Linked DNA regions of Homo sapiens: region 2 is linked to region 1. A link is a loop called in an ENCODE intact Hi-C map of the cell type or tissue named here. Cell type or tissue: Caco-2. All regions are shown on one strand. Links, peaks and the distances in the headings refer to the core of each region. The heading gives the core; the rest is flanking DNA.

The links. A loop is a pair of places that touch in the nucleus more often than their neighbours do. Peaks named below come from ENCODE experiments on the same cell type or tissue, not always from the same donor. Only the 100,000 strongest peaks of a DNase experiment are listed, where the experiment ranks them.
Region 2: it touches region 1 in a loop (2.3-fold over the local background); 7 of 110 quality-filtered maps call a loop at or near these places.

Annotation. Positions count from the first base shown.
Region 1 is chr10:383,561-394,525 of GRCh38, forward strand. DIP2C (disco interacting protein 2 homolog C) reads right to left here. Exons shown (of 37, transcript NM_014974.3): 11 at 7,180-7,303; 12 at 6,704-6,813; 13 at 6,431-6,533; 14 at 4,185-4,249; 15 at 986-1,079; 16 at 467-586. Among named protein-coding and RNA genes, the nearest start is that of DIP2C-AS2, 240 kb to the right of the region's middle. In Caco-2, for the core only: no CTCF peak of the experiment used is centred there; a DNase peak (open chromatin) is centred at 4,860.
Region 2 is chr10:325,399-336,363 of GRCh38, forward strand. DIP2C (disco interacting protein 2 homolog C) reads right to left here. Exons shown (of 37, transcript NM_014974.3): 30 at 4,035-4,203; 31 at 1,608-1,778. It overlaps LOC124902362 (a long non-coding RNA gene), which reads right to left. Exons shown (of 2, transcript XR_007062030.1): 2 at 9,627-10,454. Among named protein-coding and RNA genes, the nearest start is that of ZMYND11, 200 kb to the left of the region's middle. In Caco-2, for the core only: no CTCF peak of the experiment used is centred there; a DNase peak (open chromatin) is centred at 4,143; H3K4me3 peaks cover 369 bases.

The sequences.
Region 1 (10,965 bases), core at 1,601-9,600:
AAAACGACAAATTAATTTACTGATCAAGAAAACTACTATACACCAAAAAGTACTAGCAGTCAAGTATTTCTTGAATATTTCCTTATTACCTGCTTAGGGCTTACTTCACTTCATCCTCATGAAAATTTATGACTTAAGCACCGTTTTACAGCCGGGGAAACAGGGTCAGCAAAGGAACTTTCTCTACAGAATCAAGACATCCTCTGAATCCCAGGGCTGTGGAGTCTACAAATGCCTGTCCTTATTATGCCATCGTACCTCTTGGCCCGAGTGAGTGATTACTGTTTGGTGATTTTAAGACAATTTCTTTACTAAGATAAGGATTAGAAAAAGAAAAATCAAAGTGCAAAGAATGAAACCTGGGGAAAAAATAAAAAAGACTTCACAGCCTGCCTGCCTCACGAAAAAAAAAAAAAAAAGACTCCACAGCCCGCCTGCCTCACGAGATCACACGCTCCTCACTTACAGGGGTTCGCGCCGTCCGCCACTATCAGCATTCGCAGAGAGGAGAGGTTGATGTCTCTCTGATCTCTGTGTGCTACTAATGCCCAATGCATATCCCTCGATTTCACACACGCCACTTTTGCTAAAAAGAAAAATAGAAATAAGTTAACATGTGCCACCGTCAGATCGTCCCCTATTGCAAAAGAGAGATCATTGTGAGTAGTGGGGAAGGGTGAAGAATCACTGGTCACCCAGCCCCCACAAACCTTTTTTTTTTTTTTTTTTTTTTTTTTTTGTGATCTTGGCTCACCGCAACCTCCTTCTCCTGGGTTCAAGATTTCTCCTGCCTCAACCTCCCGAGTAGCTGGGATTATAGGCATGCGCCATCAGGCCTGGCTAATTTTTGTATTATTAGTAGAAACGGGGTTTCTCCATATTGGCCCGGGTGGTCTGGAACTCCTGACCTCAGGTGATCCACCTGCTTTGGCCTCCTAAAGCGCTGGGATTACAGGTGTGAGCCACTGCGCCCGGCGAGACCCACCTTTGTACTGGCAGACCTTCTGGATCCAGGAGAGAGGGTTCACCTTCATCAGCGAGTACGGGATGCTGATCACATGCATCATGTTCATGACGCTCTGCAATCAACAAAGGAACACGCAGGGTGAGCATGGAGGGGCACGCAGAGGAGCAGCTCTCACCCAGTGGCATGGACACTAGGCCGCACGGGCAGGGGGGAGCTCTCAGGGAGCGCTGCAGACACCATGCACACAGGCCCCTGGAGGCTCCTCAGGGTGGGGCTGGCAGGGATGGCAAATACAGAGGGGCATAGTGGAGGAGCAGCTCTCAGTGAGTGCCATGGACACCAGACTGCACAGGCCCCCAGGGAAGGAGGAGGAGAAGCAGCTCTCAGGGAGCGCCGCGGACACCAGGCTGCACGGGCCAGGAGGAGCAGCAGTTCTCAAGGAGCACCACAGACACCAGGCTGCAAGGGCCCGGAAGAGCAGCAGGTCTCAGAGAGTGCCACGGACACCAGGCTGCACGGGCCCTGAGGAGAAGCAGCTCTCAGGGAGCGCCACGGACACCAGGCTGCACGGGCTGGGAGGAGAAGCAGCTCTCATGGAGCACCGTGGACGCCAGGCTGCACGGGACCCGAGGATCAGCAGCTCTCAGGGAGCACCACGGACACCGGGCTGCACAGGCCTGGAGGAGGAGCGGTCGCACAGGACCCTGGAGGCTCCTCAGTGTGGGAATGGCAGGGATGGCTGGTCTGCATGAATGTGACACGGTAGGGTCTGGGTGTAATCCTTTAAAACATGTCCATGAAAAGCGACTTCCCAAGGTCTCCCTCGAACTCCACTGCTTTCCCTAAACTACTCCTGACAGAATTAAGTAATTTAAGTCCAAATCTTTTTAAGACGAAACCTTTGGTGAAACAGATCGTCATTTTCAACAGCCTTTCGTATCCTCAAAGCCTAATTCTTCCCGGTGTGTTATGCTAACTTTTATTTCACAGAACCCATCTTGAGAACCGCACACTGCTCTGAATCGCAGGGCTAGGGGAAGCTCGGATTCTGGCTCTGGCCGGGCCTTGCTGCGGCAGATTACTACTTCTGACAAAAATAAACTGGGAAACACTGGCTAGTACCTGCACGCTGCTGCACACAGAGGCTGGGACTCACACCTACAGGGGCGGCAGCAACACACCTGCCTCACACCGCAGCAGTCAGACCAGGCACCACCTGGCAGGCTGTGTGGCGGGCTAGGATTCTTGCAGTCTTGTAGGCTACGGGGTGGGGGCAGACGAGAGGGCAGAGACCCCTCTGCCACTGGCTCGATTTGGGAAGCTCCAGATGAAAGCAAAAAAGCATGTGCCTTCACTCCCCAGAGCTCTGCCGACTCCCCGCCACTCTGCTGGGGGAGGTAAGGGTGTCTCAAAAGATGCTGCTGCCTGCTCAGAGACCTCGCTTTAGATGTGACAGTGGAGAGACTCGCACCTGCCAGGGCTGCCAGCTGTACCCCGGAGCACGGAGCAGGCAGGCTGGCACCACCAGCGGGAGCTCCTCAGAGAGGCGGCCCCGCGACGAGGCCTCGAAAGCAGGGCTGTGTGGACAACGTCACAGCCGGAAAGTTGGGTGTTCTAATGACGAGAGTGACTAACGGCACCAGTGATGTAGCTGTCTGTTCTTTGGGACCTGATCATTGAATCACATGCGTCAAACGTGTAGGTGGAGTGAGTGCTTCAACTTTAGGCCACAGAATTCTCACACCGGCCACGTCAAATAGGATCGTCGTTCCATTCACAGACAGAAAAACTGAGGTTTGGATTTGAGAAGGGACTTGGACGCACGTCTGACATGCCTGAGTCACAAAGCTAAGAAAGGAAAGGCTGAGACACAAGCCCAGGTCCTCCAATCCCAAAGCAGGGGCTCCCACTGCACCAGCACATAACGGTGCTGGGAACAAGCTGCTCCATCTTATCCCAGGTCCTTCAATCCCAAAGCAGGGGCTCCCCACTGCACCAGCACACAGTGGTGCTGGGAACACGCTGCTCCATCTTATCCCCCAACAGCATCCAGACTTGAGAGACGACCTGTGTGTAACACGGAAAGAAGCCAGCCGGGCTGCTCTGCAGCCACAGATATTTGGTCTAGGAAATGCTTGCCGGCTCCTCTTCACATGAATTCTGGTTCGCCAAGAAACGGCGAATACAGGAATTCCTGTATTCATATGCCCATCACTCATGTGACAACTCCTAGAATTTTCTACCTCCAAAAGGTAAGAAGCTTCAGCGTAAGAAATTATTCAAAAGAAAAATGAGTGAAAATTACCACATATGAAACAGATGGGGGGAGCGTCTAAGCAGTCATGCTCCACGTAGCTTTTAAGGGCCAGGCCCACCTTAAACAAATAACAAGGCTACTTCCCCACGAAAAGTGCCCAAGCCCGGCACGTCATCCAGGGCACTCGTGACTGTGAGACAGTCGTTTCCCTACAACACACACAGACTGCCATCCTCAAGGGCAAATCTGGAAACTACTTTCCCCCGCAGAGTAACACAATAGCAGGCCCCACCGACTCAACAAACAGAAACATCCAGCTAACCAGATGTACGGGACAGTAGCCCACACACGAACCAACCTTTGACGTTATTCTAAGATACTGAATGCCAAAAGTGCGGGAAGAAAGATAATGATCTCCACGTGAGCCCTGGAAGGCTGTTTTCGGCAGCTGTAACCTCAATCCACGTGTCCAAGACCCTCACACCAGTGGCTGCTGACACAACTGGCTTTGTGGTGCAGTTGTGAACCACGTTAGTGGACAACCTCGGTCTTCTAACAGTGACGATTTTCTGCTTCACAGTGTGGCAGGAAGCAGCTTGCACAAGTGAAACGTAGGCAAATCTAGGCATTTGTATTCCTACACCCAGCACACTCCTGTGTGGACAGACAGTGAGGGGAGGGGACTCCTGTGTGGACAGGCAGTGCGGGCGGCGGGGGGGCGACTCCTGTGTGGACAGACAGTGAGGGGAGGGGACTCCTGTGTGGACAGGCAGGGCGGGGTGGGGGGCGACTCCTGTGTGGACAGGCAGGGTGGGAGGGAGACTCCTGTGTGGACAGACAGTGTGGGGAGGGGACTCCTGTGTGGACAGACAGTATGGGGAGGGGGACTCCTGTGTGGACAGGCAGGGCAGGGTGGGGGACTCCTTTGTGGACAGACACGGCCGGGGGGACCTCACTTACTGTCAGGATGCCATGCCAGAGCCCGACGTCCTTCTTGAAATCCAGCACATTCACAATGGTTTCAGCTGCACAACAGAGGGAGTCAGGAGATTTTTACTTAGGACAGGGCGGCAACAGATCAAAATGCAAACAAAATCCAATATTGCATCAGGGGAAATAACAGATCTTGGGAAAATATCATTTTGCCGTATCTTGGTGGAAATTCTGTAGACTCCAAGTAGGCCGGTTTGAGTGCCGGCCACCCTGGAGTTTCTCGACAGATATCCTGACACATGAGTGAGCAGCGTTAGCTCTCCACACTGCACCTTAAAACGCAGCGTTCCTTCTCCTTTTATATATTTCCCCCTCTCTGCCTTTTTCTTTAAAAGATTTCTTTTCACTTCCTCATGAGTCTCCCAGGAAAGGAAGCTTTGCAGCTGGCATGCCCTCTGCGCACAGAGGAGGAAGTGGATTTTTGGCAACACAGGGGCCTACACAGCTCTACTGCAAGTCTCCAAGGTTGGAGCTGCAATAAAAAAAGGAGGCACTGCAATTTGGAAGACGGGGAGGACAATCTATTCAATGACTATGGGGGAGGGCTCTAAAAAGGTGCTAAAAGCTCGTGCTTGATGAGGTTTACCATCACAGAGCATGCTGGCCCTGAACAGACCTAGCTTTCTCCCGAAGTCACCTGGCCAGCCAAGGTCAGCAGCTGCCTGCAGGTGACTCAGTCTCACCTCCCCTTCCAAAGGCTAAAGTGTGGAGGATAATAGACAGGAGGCTTTCACAATAAATGGCCAAAAGTAAACAACCTAAGTTCCTTTTGAAAGTAGTGAAGTAAAGAGCGAACGTATCATTCCCTCCCCAACCTCCACAAGCGTGACCACCCTGGACCTTGGAGGCGCAGGGGGCAGTGCGTCCCCAGGTGTGAAAACTCCATGGCCAAACATCAGAATACCCACGAGACACACACGCTGTTTTTAAAAGGGAGATTATGAGGATGGGCAGATAATAAAAATAGTAGAAAAAGAAAAGTGTTTCATTCCACAGCGGAGCGGCAGATGCCACCACGGCTTCGTGAAGTTCCAGAAAGAGACGCCAGGCAGGGGTGCACGCCGCAGCGGTGCCCTGTCAGGAGCCTGGTCAAGGGGATGTCAGGGAGCCTCAGGGGGTCTCCGGAGGGGGTCTCAAGGGGCCTTGGGGCATCCTAAGGGATCTCAGGGACATGGGGGGGTTCTCTGGAGTCTCAAGGGGCCTCGGGGCATCCCAAGGGATCTCAGGGCCACGGGGATTCTCTGGGGGTTCTCTGGGGTCTCAAGGGGCCTCGGGCCATCCCAAGGGATCTCAGGGGCATGGGGGTTCTCTGGGGGTTCTCTGAGGTCTCAAGGGGCCTTGGGGCATCCCAAGGGATCTCAGGGGCATGGGGGTTCTCTGGGGTCTCAAAGGGCCTCAGGGCATCCCAAGGGATCTCAGGGGCATGGGGGTTCTCAAGGGGTCTCAAAGGGCCTCAGGGTACATCACAACGTCTCAGAACATCTCAGGAGGTTTCAGGGGATATCAGCAGGACTCAGGCCACCAATGGGGGGAGTCTCTGGGGTCCCCGGGGTCGCACCCTCCCCTCTCTGTGCCATTTCAGTGTGGTTGCCACAGTTCCCTCCACTCAAGTTCCCTCCACTCACTTCCCCTCTTTGCCTCCCATACCAGCCCACCCGGGGGAAGGAAAACACATCACGAGCACCAATGCAGAGACTCTGACTCAATTGGGAGGGTGGGTGGACACACAGGCGTTTTCTTTACAACTAAAGATATGCTCATGTGCACCCAGGGATGAAGCTCCACGGCGTTAACAGCGTCTCCCCAGATCCACATGCTGAAGCCCAGGCCCCGGCGTGGCTGTGTGGAGAGCGCACCTTTCAGGAGGTCCTTTGCATTCAGTGGGGTGGTAGGGATGGGTTCCTAACTGCACATCTTCTCACACCTCCTACGAGAAACCTGGAAGAGACCCCCACTGGGAACTGCCCAAGGACACGCTGACCTCAGACCTCCGCGCTGTGCGGACATAAATGTCTGCTGTTGAAGCCGCCCAGTCTGTAGTATTTGCTATGGTAGGCTGAGCTGATATCCTAACTCAACAATAAGTTCATGTCAGCGGAGCTGGGCACAAACTTCACGCTATTTCTATGGCTCCTCGTGGGAGTGATGTGGCCTTCGTGTCAGGTGTCCCGGTTAGAACCAGGGTCCCAAGGAGTCAGGGTCTGGCACCCCACCTTCCGTGTAGCCACACGCCTGCGTCAGGGCCTGGCAGTGTGTCAGCAGCGCAGTCCTCGTCACCGTCACACCCAGCACACTGCCATCCTTACACGTCTTGTACTGAAACGAGACAAAGCGTGAGGGAAGTGGGGCTGACAGGTCACGGCAGTTTTTCTGGTTACTTGAGGTTCTCCAAGTCCCTGAATTTTGGCACTCGTGTAACCGTCAGAAACACACGTTAGTGCCAAGGCCACACTCAGGGCCAGTGGAGGAGGCCAAGGCTGACTCACCTCAATATACGCAGTGTCGTTATTGGCATCTTTAATGTGTGGGAACCAGTCTCGGGGCGGTTTGGAGAGATGTTTAGACTCTGTGACAAACCACAGCAGCTTTGGCCAACCTTGGAAATAAACAACAAGTTCCTTTTAAATGTTACTCTGAAAGTCGGTCTGTAGAATTTCTCCCCATTTATGTGGTACCCTTTCAAACACGTCAACTAGATCGAATCTCTGGTGTCTCCGGACTTCACGAGATCTAAGACATCAACAGAAGAGCACCCAAGCCGCCACCATGCGTTACCTCACGTCACCCCACGGGCTGGCAACTCGGCTGTGTCATCAGGGACGAGAACGCGTGAAAACTCGTGGGTCTGTGACTGACGTTTCATTCCACAGAGGATTGAAACCGAGGCGGGGTGACGTATTCCCGCACCCGTCTTCTGACAAAGGACGTGGGCATGCGAGCTCTCGGAGGCTCGGTGGCTTACCTTTAAACTGTGGGATCTCTCCCGTTGGGCTTTTTGGAAGTCCTTTATGGCAGGCGTCACTAGTCAAGGCTACAGTAACTCCACAGCTTCCAAGCAAGAAACCTATCTGCTGGCTCCCTGCGTCCTGAGAGGGCAACAGAGAGGAGTTGAGAATCCACGACCTGCCCCACTCCGCCCAGCCTTCGGCCCTCCCTCCAGCGTTCACACAGACCCTCGAGTCTGCAGAACCAGGATCCAACCCCCAGCCCTGCTGCTTGGTATCTGTGGGACCCTGAACAGGTGAGACTGCATGGCCTCAGTGTCCTCACGTGTAAAACAGGTATAGAAAGAACAGCTGTCTCCCAGGTTTGTTGAGGGATAAATTAGAAGAGGGTGTGGAAAGTGCTCAGTGCAGGCTGGCGTTCAGCGGGTCGCGTTAAGAGCCTGCTGTTATAGCTCTCTCCAATTCCATAAGACTATGATTATACAATGCAATTACTGTAGAGAATAGACAGGGCCTGAAAAAACACTTCTACTAACATGCTAACACCAAGTGCCTGATCTTTAAAACACTCAAAGACCAAAGGCACGAAAGGCACACCTGTCATGGGTGCCAGGCAGGGCACCTCGGCCAGAGGAAGGAAGACCTGGGTCACTTTCTCCTCACCCTGAGCAGCCCAGTCTCAACGAACTAACTGAAGCTTGCTGAAACAGGCCACTGCTGTGCAGCCCCACTGGAGACACCAGATACAGGTGGCTCCAGGCTGCCAGCTCCGGTTTGGGAAGGTCAGACCTGAACAGACCTACGCCAGTCGTCACTCCTGTCCAGCTGCCCAAAGGCAGGTGGGCGAGCAGCCAAGGCACTCGCATCACTCTCTCTACGCCCACCAGCTGTGCCAGCTGTGTGGGTTTTCCATTATTTGATTCATAAAATAAACTGAAAGCTCCAAAACAGCCAGGGTTCCAGGACCTAAAAATGCCACATTGTAGTGAGCAAGTCACCGTCTTCGCTCCCCAGATGGCTCAGCATGAACCCCTCAATTATGGACCCTACAAGGCCTGGTTGCTGTCAGTAATCAGAGGCCTGGCTGTGGATCTTCCCACCTGTTCCCTGATAACAGGAAAACATGAGCTGAAGAGTGGTGTTTTCACCTGGGTAAATTAGGCAGATTTAAAATTTCAAAGCTGTAGTCTCTTAAGTGTTTAGTACTTTTCTTATTGTAGATTTAAATCTACAGTGAAAACGCCTCTCTGTGGAATTTTCATGGAGCAACAGCCAAATGAGCCAACCAGCACATGCAGGGCAGCTCCCCAAGATCTGGCCGCCGGGAGCTCTGCGGACAGATGGAACCCACTTCGGGGACATCTTGTGGTGCTTTTCACACAGATGCTGCTTGCTCAAGTAAAGCCCTAATCAGTCACTTTAATGTGAATCTGAACATCACATTAGCAAACGTCCCGACTCTTGAAGGGACACAGGTGAGGGGCAGAGGTGGGGCGACATCAGCTTCTGCAGCAGGAAGGCGGCTCTGCTGAGCCAGGAAGTGCCGGGCCGAGGCAGGAGAACACGCGTGACTGTCACAAGACGGAGGAACGGCTGAGGCCAGTCGCTCATGGCTGTGGGTGGAATGCTGACCTCAGGCCAGGAGCCAACCTTTCGCTAAACCCTGCCCTGGTAGTGTCCGCCCGTGATTTAATCCCCCAAATGATAAAATCATACACATAAGAAGATCCCAAAAAATAAGGAAGAGACTGAAAACCACAGGAGCAGCAGGCCTGGGAGGATGCGGCTGCTATTCAGCCAAGGTGAGGCTGGGCCTGCTGCTCCTCCGCACGTGTAGAGTGCCCCCCGCGGCCCCGTCAGACGCCAGCCCTCAGCACAGCTCTGCCCAGCCCTGGCCAGTGTGCTCAGAACAGCACTTAACCATGTCTCACCCTACACACCCATGTGGGAGGCAGCCCAGTGGAGTCTTCAACACACATACGTGCCCAGGTACACACGCGCCCAGGTACACACGCGCACACACTCACATACACACACACACACTTAACACTCTCACACGCGCCCATGCACACACGCGGATGCGCACACTCAGCGCACACACACACACACGCCCACGCACACACACGTCCCCACACAATACACAGACACTCAACACTCACACACACGTGCCCACACACAGGCGCGCACACACACTCAACAAAGAAAGGGACCAGACAGATGGACCCTGCACACAGCACCTGAAGCAAAGGGCTGCGGGTCCTCAGTGGGCCTCACGACCTCTGCCGGTGACCCAAGGACGGGACCCGGCTGCACCTGGACTAGTGGCTTTCCTGACTCACAGGCCTCAGTCCTCTGTCCTTGGAAAGGTGGCGTCGGCCTCAGTCTGGCTGGATCTGAGGCCAACTCCGGGAAACAGGTGCTACATCTCAGGAAAGTGAATAAAAAGAATCCTCCCAGGATGCATTCAGAAAACTAGGTTCTCATCAGGGTCTTTATTCGAAGACACTTCTAGCGGCTGTAGGACTGGCAGATGGAAGCAATATTAGGATTCACATACTTAACTACACGAATATGCTCATCTGACCTCACTTTGACTTGCACCATAGCCAACAGATTCTTTCAGTTAAAAATAAGAAAAGTTCTCTAAGACCAATAAGCTGCTACTTTCTAAAGGCACACTTCTGAAAGGATGGCACCCAAATGGCCAACAGGTCCATGAAAAGGTGCTCCACATCACTAATCATCAGGGAAACGCAAATTAAAACCACAGGGAAGCCAGGCGCGATGGCTCAGGCCTGTAATCCCAGCACTTTGGGTGGCCACGGCAGGCAGATCAGTGGAGGTCAGGAGTTCAAGACCAGCCTGGCCAGCATGGCTAAACCCCAATCTCTACTAAAAATATAAAGATTAGCCAGGTGCCATGGTACGCGCCTGTAATCCCAGCTACTCAGGAGGCTGAGGCAGGAGAATAGCTTGAACCCGGGAAGCGGAGGTTGCAGTGAGCAGAGATTGCGTCACTGCACTCCAGCCTGGGTGACAGAGCGAGACTCCGTCTCAAAAAAAAAAAAAAAAAAGAAAAAAAAAGAAAAAGAAAAAGGAAAAGGAAAAAAAAAAAAAACAACCCACAAGGAGACATCACCTCACATTTCTTGCACTGGTTACAACGTGTTTATCAAAAAGAGGAAAAATACCCGTTGATGAGGATGCAGAGAAAAGAAAACCCTTGCACGCTATTGGTGGGAATGCAAATTAGCACAGCCATTATGGAAAATGGTATGGAGATTTCTCAAAAACCTAAATATAGAACTACCATATGATCCAGCAATCTTGCTACTGGGTATTGGGCCAAAGGAACTGAAATTGATCAGGAATCCAGATTATCGGCATCCCTACATTCACTGGAGTGTTATCCACAAGGGTCAAGAAGACAAATCAACCACAGTGCCCAAAGACCCACGAATGGATGCAGAGCAGGCAGAGCCGGCACACTGGGCGCTATTCAGCCTTCAGCGAGGAGGGAAGCCGGGCCTGTGCTGAACCGGAAGGACATTACGTCACACAGTGGGCGCTATTCAGCCTTCAGGGAGGAGGGAAGCCTGCTCTGTGCTGAACTGGAAGGACATTATGGCACACAGTGGGTGCTATTCAGCCTTCAGCGAGGAGGGAACCCTGCCGTGTGCTGAACCAGGAGGACATTACATCACACAGTGGGTGCTATTCAGCCTTCAGCGAGGAGGGAAGTCTGCCGTGTGCTGAACCGGAAGGACATTATGCCACACAGTGGGCGCTATTCAGCCTTCAGG
Region 2 (10,965 bases), core at 472-8,471, 59 kb before region 1:
GGAGGGCACGATGCGACGGGTTACTCTCTGCTCTCTCCCTTCAGCGCCACCTTGACATTTTAAGAGACAAAGCCAGAAGCAGCAGCCTCGCCATGGCCAGTGCCATCTCTCACAAATCACTGATTTCCTCTTGCCCGGGGGTCCCTGTCACTGGTGGATGGAGACAAGTGAGACATCACACTATTGCTGAACTTAAGAAGCAGACTTCTGCATTTCCTATTTCTCCTAATGGGATAGATGGCGATAAACATTTATGAGGAACAGAAAAAGGTGAATAGGCAGAGAAAACTTCAATATTTTAAGAACTAGTTTGGTGAGATAAATCTAATTCTTCAGATGACCTCTTAGAAAAGGGTATTATTTTAATCATAGGACAAGGTTTAACTGACTCTTGAGAGAAATTTGGTAATTTATAATTTCTTAAAGATGGAGCTATTATAATAATTAAAAGAGAAGCAAGACAGAAGCAAGGAACACCACGTTTATGAAAATTAAAAAAAAGGCCGGGTGCAGTGGCTCACGTCTGTAATCCCAGCACTTTGGGAGGCCAGGGCAGACAGATTGTTAAGCTGAGGAGTTCAAGACCAGCCTGGGCGACATGGTGAAACCCCGTCTCCACAAAAAATTTAAAAATTAGCCAGGCGTGGTGGTGTGCACCTGTAGTCCCAGCCACGTGGGAGGCTGAGGTGGGAGGGTTGCTTGAGCCTGGGAGCGGGGGGCAGGGGGTTGAGGCTGCAGTGAGCCATGACGCCACTGCACTCCAGCCTGGGTGACAGAGTGATACCCTGTCTCAAAAAAGTAAAAGAAAAATCAAGAAAAGCTTTTTGCAGCTACTTTTTCTGAAGTGATCTCGGGAAGAGAGGAGGTTCCCTCCTCTGACCTAGTGGCTAACTCCAAGCACCTAGACAGGCGTGAAAAGGGCAGAGGGAGCCTTCGGAGGCTCACCCAGCAGCAACCTTAAGCAATCACTCTGGGATCACAAGTAGGATAGGGGGTGGGGAGAGGGAGGTGGAGGGATGCACACCAACCGTTTGCCTCACCAGCACCTGCTGAGAGGGAAGCCCTTATTCTTCCAGGAAGGAAATCCGCAGCTCTGCCTGCAGCTTGTCAGCCACTGTTAATGCAAGGCTGTCTTGCTAGAGCTGCTTCACTTACGCCTGTTTCCCAGAAGTGCGGCTTTGCGGTTTCTAAAATGCCATTGCAGCAGCAAATCCCAGAACCTGCTCAATGTCATTAAGTTCTTCCTACAGCGATCGTCTACACGCGTGGGACTAAGTACTTCGAGGGACTGGTTTCTTCATCTGTCTAGTATCTAATCTTTAAAAAGTCGAACAGCAGAGGTCTGGACAAACTGCTACCCCTGTCACAAAAGTTAAAATGTTCCAGGACAGAGTAAGTCCTATGAATGCTTGTTATGAATAATGGATACGAACGTAGACTGTAGTTTAAAGAAACAGAGATCTGCACCAACCGCATGCGTGTGACTGAAAGATCTCTTCTGGATGTAGCTAAGCATCAGCCGAGGGAGACGAGTGGAGCCAGTCTGTGCTGTACCCACCCCGGGAGCCACACTTCCCACTCAGCACTGTGATGTCGCCGAATCTCACCTGCAAGCAAATCGCCAGGTTCACCCTGCAACCGAACGAGGTGCTGACGGCCCGCGGGTGAAGGCCCAGGTCCTTAAACAGCTTTGAGAACGACTGTGTGAGTGCGATCCGAGGCCTCTCTTCCGCCACAACCACGCAGGTCCTCACTCGGGACAAGTCCAGCCCTCGCGCCTGGAGATGATGACAGAGAAACCGAGTCAGCCCCCACGTGTCGAGCTTGGAGTGAGCCAGAGACTCCTTCCCACAGATCCCCACGTAAACATTGGAAAACTCAACACAGCTATGCATTTCCAGGGCCACCTGTGTCCACTTCTTCAATATAACAAACCAGGAGTTGGTGAAAAAACATTCACACAACTATTCAAATGATTAAGAATGGAATTACAAACACGTCTCAAACAACCACCTGGAGCCACAGCAAGAACTGTTATGAGGAAAAAGGTTGAGGAAAAGCAACTTCCTGGCTGAGACGATGAAAGGCCGTTCGGGAAAAGAGAGCCATCTGATACATTCTTCTGGGCATGGATGTACCAGAACACACACTGGAGAGGAACGGGAAAAATCTACATGTAAAAGAGATGGGATCTTGCTATGCTGCCCAGGCTGGAGTTGAACTCCTCGGCTCAAGTGACCCTCCCACCTTGTGGTCTCCCAAGTAGCTGGGACTGCAGACATGTACCACCACACCCAGCCTGAAAACCTACATTTTAATATATAGGAATATAAAACTAAAATTTTTGGATGACTTCATAGACAGTGCTCCATTTATGTCCCATTACGCCAAGAATTTCTTCTCATTCTCAAGCGTGTCTGTTTCCACAGTAAGCAAAAGATTAACAACATCTCAGTTTCCACACCAAATTCAGTCAGCCGAGCACAACAGAAAAAGTCATACAGGAATTCAAGGAGTTAAGCTCAGCTCACTCTGTGGCACTACCTGGGCCGAGCAGAGGGAAAGTAAGGGAGCGACAGGAATGGCTTGTGAATGTGAAGGCGAGCCGTGAATGTCTGCGTCTTGGAGTGGAACCCAGAGCTGCTAAGGGGGCGGCCACCAAAACCCCAACCGTCAGGCCCTGCGAACCCTTTCAAGGCAGCCTCGGCACACGGACAACCGACAAGGGTCCTGAGCAAGGAGGACGCACAGCTCGAGCTGGCTTTGACATTCGTGCTCAGTGTACAGACACGACTGTACACACAGAGTTAAACAGGAAAAACTCAAGTCTGGGTGACACAAATTACATATTCACACGCGCGCACGTCTGAGAGGTAAAGCAGCATGCAGCTGCAACAGCAGGTCTGAAGCCAAAGATTCTAAATTTGGCTCCAGGTTCGTTCAGCCTAAGAACCTGGAAAGGTTGCTTAATTTCTCTATGACATAAGTTTCCTCAGCTTTAAAATGGAGACAATAAGGGCTCCTATTTCAGAGAGCTATTGTAAGGATGAAATGAATACGTAAATTGCATACTGACCCTCAACTATGTCATGATTTTATTCTGGTTATTTATATATGTGCCAACAGGAAGGTCATGAAAATGTACTCACTTTCTAATACAATATAGATGAACATGAATAGTGCTAACTTTTTCCTATATAAAAACTTAAAATGATTGCACAATTACTTATGTTACATAAAGTTATCTTGCATTTTGCTTTCCTGTCCAAGCTTTATGCATTAGGAAAACAATGCAGGACAGATAAATGTACTGTTCCGTTATTGATCTCTGTGTAGATGACAGAAACACAAACACAATCCATGTATATACAAAGACATACACACATCCAAAGAGTACAAAGTCAGTTGAAATTTTATCAAAACTGGTCAGATGATTATTCCCTCCTAGTTACTTGGAGCTAAGGACTACTTAATTTACCATGAAGATATACGTATCAAAATGTCCTTGGTTTAAATGGAGGGAAATACTATTATTCTTACATAATAGCAATTATTAAAAAATGAAACACAACACTGTTAACTGAACTGTAAAATGAATTGAGCTTAGGGTCCAGACCCAGAAATCAGGGTCTCCAGGGAAAATAAAAGTGAGCGGCTAAATTCAAACCTACCTTCTTAAACACCAGTATCAAATAAAGTTAACATCACCTAAGATCTTCTGAACACTGAACACTTCAGAACACTGAATCCACCCAACAAAAAATCAAATTTAGGATCTTTCAAGTAGACCCAGTGGAATGACAGGCATTGAAAATATTTTACATTCTGGTTCGTTACTGTCTGTGGTCGTGGGGAAATATTCACGTTAAAAAGATTTTCATATAAAGGCAGTTTGTAAGCTTCAGGTGACGTTAGATTAAACCCAGGCTTTGTTTTGGAGGACTGTTTTAACTTCACCCCATCACAGATGTGCCTTCTTAGAAAGGAGTCCCTGTGGGCTCACAGGGCACTGAGCTGCCAAGGGAGCTGCTTACCTTGAGGGACTCTGTTTGCGAGCCCAGCCCCTTGGTGCACAGCTCCATCACGGAGTAGGAGCAAAACGTGTCTCGGACTTTGTACTGACTCACGGCAAGAAGCCACAAGGCGGGGTTGGTTTCCAGCTCAGAGGGCGGGATCAGGATGGACTGGTGCCCAGAATACACACTGCAGAGAAAGAAGAGGCTGTCAGGGCGGGAGCTCAGCAAGGCTGGAGCTCAGCAAGGCTGGAGGGCTCAGGGCAGCACTGACTCCAAGGAAAAGGAGGACTTGGAACAGCCCGTGCTGCCATCTGTAGAAGGGCACAGTAAAGCCAACGCTGCAAACTGCAACCATGTTCACGAAAGCCTTCTGAAAAGCAAATACGTACTACAGAATCATGGGGCAGTTCCTACCACTTTGAACACACATTTAAGACTACTAAACGCTGTGATGCTGTGATGTCTCTCAGACCTGCGACATCAGCAAACTGGATCCTCTTTCTTAGTAGAAAACACAGGGATCAAATTTCGGTTTAAAAAAAAAAAGTCCAGCTTCAGAACAGGAGCTGGCAAACCACAGACACTTCCTGTTTTTGTAAATAAAGTTTTATTGGAACAGGGCCACCACCACTCATTTGTTTAAATATTGTCTCCAGTGGCTTTGAGCTGAGTGGTCAGAGACCACAGAACCTAAAATATTTACCAAACAGCAATTTAATAAAGAGCAGGCCTATACCTGGTTTAGAAAACTGACAGCCAGGGTGAAAAAAAGACAATTATGGTAATTAAAGTTAGTCACTCAATCTTTTTAAGATCAGATTTTTACTAAAAAGGATCCCAACGAATTACCAAACAGAAGAAATAGAGAAAAATAACGATTCTTTAATTTTACCTTCATACTAGAGAACAGATTTAGAGAAATGAAAAAGTGATAGATTACATATTTTATCAATTGATGGGGTAAGTGTGGATTTAACAACTTGTCAAAACTACATTTTTAATGGTTTTAATTTTGTTTACTACTATGAATTCACAATAGATACCATACATTAAAATAAAATATCCTAGATAAATCACGTTCTAAGATTTACAATTTAATTAACGGGAACGTTCTGTTGCCCAGGCTAGAGTAGGGTGGTGTAATCATAGCTACCTGTCACCTCAAACTCCTGGGCTCCAGCAATTCTCCTGCCTCTCCTGAGTCAGTAGGACCACAGGTGTGCACCACCATGCTTGTTTTTTTTTTTTTTCAGTGGTAGGGTCTATGTTGCCTAGGCTCATCTTGAACTTCGGGGCTCAAGCAATCCTCTCTTGTTCCTGCTGTGGCCATGTAAGATGTGCCTGGCCTCCCAAAGTGTTGGGATTACAGGCATGAGCCACCATGCCCAACCTACACAATTTTTTTTTTTTTTTTTTGAGACAGGGTCTCACTCTGTCACCCAGACTGGAGTGCAGTGGTGTGATCTGGGTTCATTATAACCTCTGCCTTTCAAGCTGAGGCCATCCTCCCACCTCAGTCCCTGAGTAGCTGGGACTACAGATGCACAACACTATGCCTGGCTAATTTTTTTTTTTTTTTTTTTTGTAGATACGGTTTCGTATTGTTGCCCAGGCTGGTCTCAAACTCCTGGCTTCAAGTACTCCTCCTATCTTAGCCTCCCAAAGTGCTAGGATTATAGGCATGAGCTGCCATAAGAGGCCTACGCAAAATTTTATCAGTGAAACAGCACTATGATTAACGAGTTAGGCCTTGTTAACTACTATGCTATAATACTAAAGCCAGTTCTTTAATGTAGCCAATCTCATCTAAAAATTTTCATAATTGTTTATAAGAGAATCCAACTAAAGAAATGTAAGGAAGTTAGGTTGGCTAACAAAATTTATTTCAAACGGGACCCTTAGTATGAAAAACTACTCTTCGGCAAATGTGACAAAGGCGTTTTTGGGCAATTTTCCATTTCTTTCCTCATTCTTATTCCAAAGCTTGATTTATTCTTTTCAAAAGGACACATAGCCCTCTGTGTCTGTGGGTTCCTCACCCCTGGCTTCAACCATGAATCAAAGATATTCATGAAAAAATCTGCATCTATACCTAACTTGTAGATTTTCTTATCATTAGTGACTAAACAACATAGTACAACTATTCACACAGCATTTACATTGTGTTAGGTATTACAAGTAATCCAGAAATTATTTAAAACATGAGAGAGGAAGTGCATAGGTGATGTGCTCGTATGATGCCATTTTATATCAGGGACTTGAGCATCCTCGCTCTTTGCTTTCTGCAGTGGTCCCGGAACCTATCTCCTCCGTGGACACCGAGGGACGACTTTCTAGCAAATAGTGACCTTTCCAAGGGTTTAATACTTTGAGAACAGGGTTAGGCACATAAGGGGTGAATATCAGGCCTCGAATTTTTACTCTGCTGTAAACTGGCCATTTCATCTTAGTTTTAAAAATTTTACTGTGGTAAAACATATGTAACATAACATTTACCATATTAACCACTTCTTTTCTTTTTTTCTGAGACAGAGTCTTACTTTGTCACCCAGGCTAGAGTGCAGTGGTGTGATCACAGCTCACTGTAGCCCTGACCTCATGGGCTCAAGTGATCCTCCCACTTCCCAAGTATCTGGGACTAGAGGCACGTACCACCATGACTGGGACTAGAGACTAGAGGCACATACCACCATGACTGGCTAACTTAAAACTTTTTTTGTGGAGATGGGGTCTCACTATGTTGCCCAAGCTGGTCTTGAACGCCTAGGTTCAAGCAATCCTCCTGCCTCGGACACCCAAAGTCATTTTAACCATTTCTAAGTGTCCCTGGAAGTGGCTTCCTCAAAAATACACATCAGCATTAATGATTTGCTCTGTCAGAATTGTCAGCACACAACGGGCTTGGGAACCCAGTGTGAATTCCTGGCCAGAGAATTTCAAATATACTTGTGAAAACTAAATATAGTTTCACCTCCCTCCTCATCACCATAAATAAGAAATCAACATTAAGAAAACACAAATCTTGACAGCAGAAACAAATAGAAAACCCAACTCATGATTTCCTAATTGCCCTTACCTCACTCAATACAGCAAATTTTGATTAATTGCTGTATTAGCCAAAATTGATTTTTGGCACTGGCAATAAATTCTGCTATGGACAAGACAAACCTACTTAAGAGCAGGTTGCTTATTCTCAAGACATTATTCTCTGAGAATGTTGGGAACCTGAGCTGTTCTTCAGATCTTAACTTCAAAAAGAATAAAAATAGACATTTTGGTAAGTAATACACATTCGCACATTAGCAATTTGATGATTTCAGATTACTAACCTGACAAAATATACCAACAACTGAAAACTCTCCTAACTTGGGAATTCAACAAGACAGGTTCATCTCACCTGGGGGTCCTGGGTCATACCCTGTCTGCCAGCAGGCATGCCATCCAGCCCAGGGTCTCCCTACACACTTGAGTTACTGCAATGAAGCACTTTATTATTTTTTATTGTTGAGACAGAGTCTCACTCCGTCGCCCAGGTTGGAGTGCAGTGGTGCATTCTTGGCTCAATGCAACCTCTGCCTCCTGGGTTCAAGTGATTCTCCTGCCTCATGCTCCTGAGTAGCTGGGATGACAGGCGTGTGCCACCACGCCAGGCTAATTTTTGTATTTTTAGCAGAGACGAGGTTTCATCATGTTGGCCAGGCTGGTCTCAAACTCCTGACCTCAAGTGATCCACCCACCTCAGCCTCCCAAAGTGCTGGGATTACCTGCATGAGCCACCGCACCCGGCCTATTCTTTTTAAAACACCCGTCGGCTTTATTTAGGTATACTTTGCATACCCTAAGTTTCACTCATTTTAAGCACAGAATGGCTTTTAATAAAATTGAAGAGTTGTAAAATGGTCACTACTCTAGAACATTCCCATCACCTGAAAGGGATCCCGTGTCCATCTGCAGTCAGTCCCATTTCCAGCCCTAGCCCCAGTCATCATTCTACTTTGTTTACAAATTTGCCTTTTCTGGACACTGCCTACCACACAGCCACACTTCCCTCCCTCAGCAGGTGCTTCTGAGCTCATCCTGTGCAGAAGCACCCACCATGTGGACGTGGCAGGCGTCACCTGTTCAGTCACCTGCTAGCGGATACCTGGATTGTTTCCTTGTGTTGACCGAGGTTCCAGGGAACTTACACCAAGTCTCTGAGTGGATGTTCGCTTTCCTTTCTCCTAGGAGTGCAGCTGCTGAGTCAATGCAGCAAGTCTGCTTAATTAAGATCATGCCAAACAGTGGCTTCCCCATTTTACATTCCCACTATCAATGTATGAGAATTCGTTTTTCCACCTTCTTGGTTACTGTTGCTTTGCAGTGTAAGTTTTGAAGTCAGAAAACACGAGCTCTCCAACTTTATTTCCTGTGTTTTCGGTGACAGCATTCTAGTGGGTGTGAAGTGGTATCTCACTGTGGTTTTAATTTGCATTTCCCTAATTAACGCTAGGTATCTTTTCACGTCCTTATTGGCCATTTGTATGTCTTCTTCTGGTGAGATATCTATTCAGATCTCTTGCCCGTGTTTATGTTGCTTGTTTCTGAGTTTTGAGTGTTTATTACATAGGCTGGGTGCAGTGGCTCACGCCTGTAATCCCAGCACTTTGGGAGGCTGAAGCGGGCAGATTACTTGAGGTAAGGAGTTCAAGACCAGCCTGGCCAACATGGCAAAACACTGTCTCTACTAAAAATACAAAAAAAATAGCCAGGTGTGGTGGTGCATGCCTGTACTTCCAGCTACTTGGGAGGCTGAGGCAGGAGAATCACTTGAACCTTGGAGGCAGAGGTGGCAGTAAGCTGAGATCAAGCTACTGCACTCCAGCCCGGGTGACAGAGCAAGACTGTCTCAAAAAAAAAAAAAAAAAAAAAGAAAAAATTTATTACATAGGTGCTTAGAAGTGCTTCATGAGATTTATAATTTGCAAATATTTTTTCCCAGACTGTGGCTTGTCTTTCTACTTAATTCTGTCTTTTGATATACAAAAGTTTTAAATTTTGTTCCAGTCCAGTTTATCAGTATTTATGTAGTATACCTTTGATGAACTCTGTGCCTAACCAAGATTATGAAAATTTACTCCTGTGTTTTCTAAAATTTTTATAATTTTTGCTCTTACATTAAGATCTATGATCCACTTGAACTAACTTAGGTATATGACGTTGAGTCAAGGTTTAATCTTTTTTCCTTTTCATGTGAATGTCCGAATTTCCCAGCATCTGTTGTTGGAAAAACTTTTCTTCATTGAATTGCTCGGGTAACTCTATTAAAAAATTATTTGACCATAAATATAAGGGTTTATTTCTGGACTCTCAATTCTGTTTCTCATATATATAATCACTCTATCTCAATGCCAGTACATTGTTCTGGTTATTGCAGCTTTGCAATATTTTTGAAATCAGGAATGAGAAGTTCTGAATTCTCCAATTTTGTTAACCTATTTTAAAACTGCTTTCACTATTGTGGGTCCTTTATATTTACTTCAGGATATTATCAATTTCTGCCCCAAAAAACCCCCAAAAAATAGCCTGCCAAGATTTTGGTAGGAATTACATTGAACCTATAAAGCAATGTGGGGAGAACTACCATTTTAATAATATTGAATCTTCCAATACATGAATACAGGCTATCTGACACAATTTTTAAAAACAGGTGTAATCTTAAAAAATATTTTGAAACAATACCATTATACTCATATGTCTCAGATAAACAATCCTCTATGACAGAAGAAAGCTTTAGGATGAGGACACAAATTATTTGTGTTACTTAACTTTCAAACAATCACAAAGTTATAGAAAATGTACAAGTACGTTTAAAATAATTCTCTCTCCTTGGATTATCTAATGGTGAATCACTGACCTGATGCGTAATCCCAGACACTTCAGGGGGGATTTCCAACAAACAAGTCTATTTTCCTCCATAAACACCTAAGCCATCAAAATCAGAAAACCAACGCATTCCTCCTGTCCCAGCTCAGACCCTGTTCAAGTTTCTCTAGCCATCCCCAATTACCCAGTTTGCACAGGCACACTGCAAGAAAGTGGTCGGCTCTCAGCTTCCCGCTGCCCAGAGCGAGTTTCTGGATGTTTCCGTGACTCTCACGACACCAGGCTTTGGGAAGATTCTAGGCAGGTGCATTGTCCAATCAGTCCCCTAACTTGGGGGCTGGTGCTTCCACATGGGGAGATCCAGGACAGGCATCTTCGGCAGGAGTATCGCGGATGCGGCTCTCTTCATCCCACCCGCTGTGTGCTACAGGCTTCACCATCACTGAGGTTTGCCTGGACCAGCTGGTTCAGGCTTTTCCACCATGAAGACTCTCTTTCCTTTAACTATTTCGTGGATGGCTACTATAGAAATCCTCACTTCTCATCAAGCTTTCCATTTGTTCATCTGTGTATCTGAATAGTTGGAAAATTTCCTATTTTACTCAAAGTGTTACAACCTGTTGCAATCTTTATTCTTGAGACAGGGTCTCGCTCTGTCACCCAGGCTTGAGTGCAGTGGCGTGATCTCAGCTTACTGCAACCTCAACCACCCAGGCTCAAGTGATCCTCCACCTCAGCCTCCCAAGTAGTTGGGACCACAGGCGCACACCACTACACCCGGCTAACTAAAAAAAAAATGTTTTTGTAGGCTAGGTGTGGTGGTTCATGCCTATAATTCCAACACTTTGGGAGGCTGAGGTGGGAGGATAGCTTGAGCCCAGGAGTTCAAAACCAGCCTGGGCAACATGGCAAGACGCCATCTCTAAAAAAAAATTTAAAAATCAGCATCCCTGAGGTCCCAGGATAGCGATGCTTTGGTCAAGGATGGGTCCGTGTACAATGGTGGTCTCATGAGCCTGTAACGAAGCTGAAAAATTTCTACTGCCTAGAGATGCTGAAGCACACCACGTTACTTGTGTTGGTG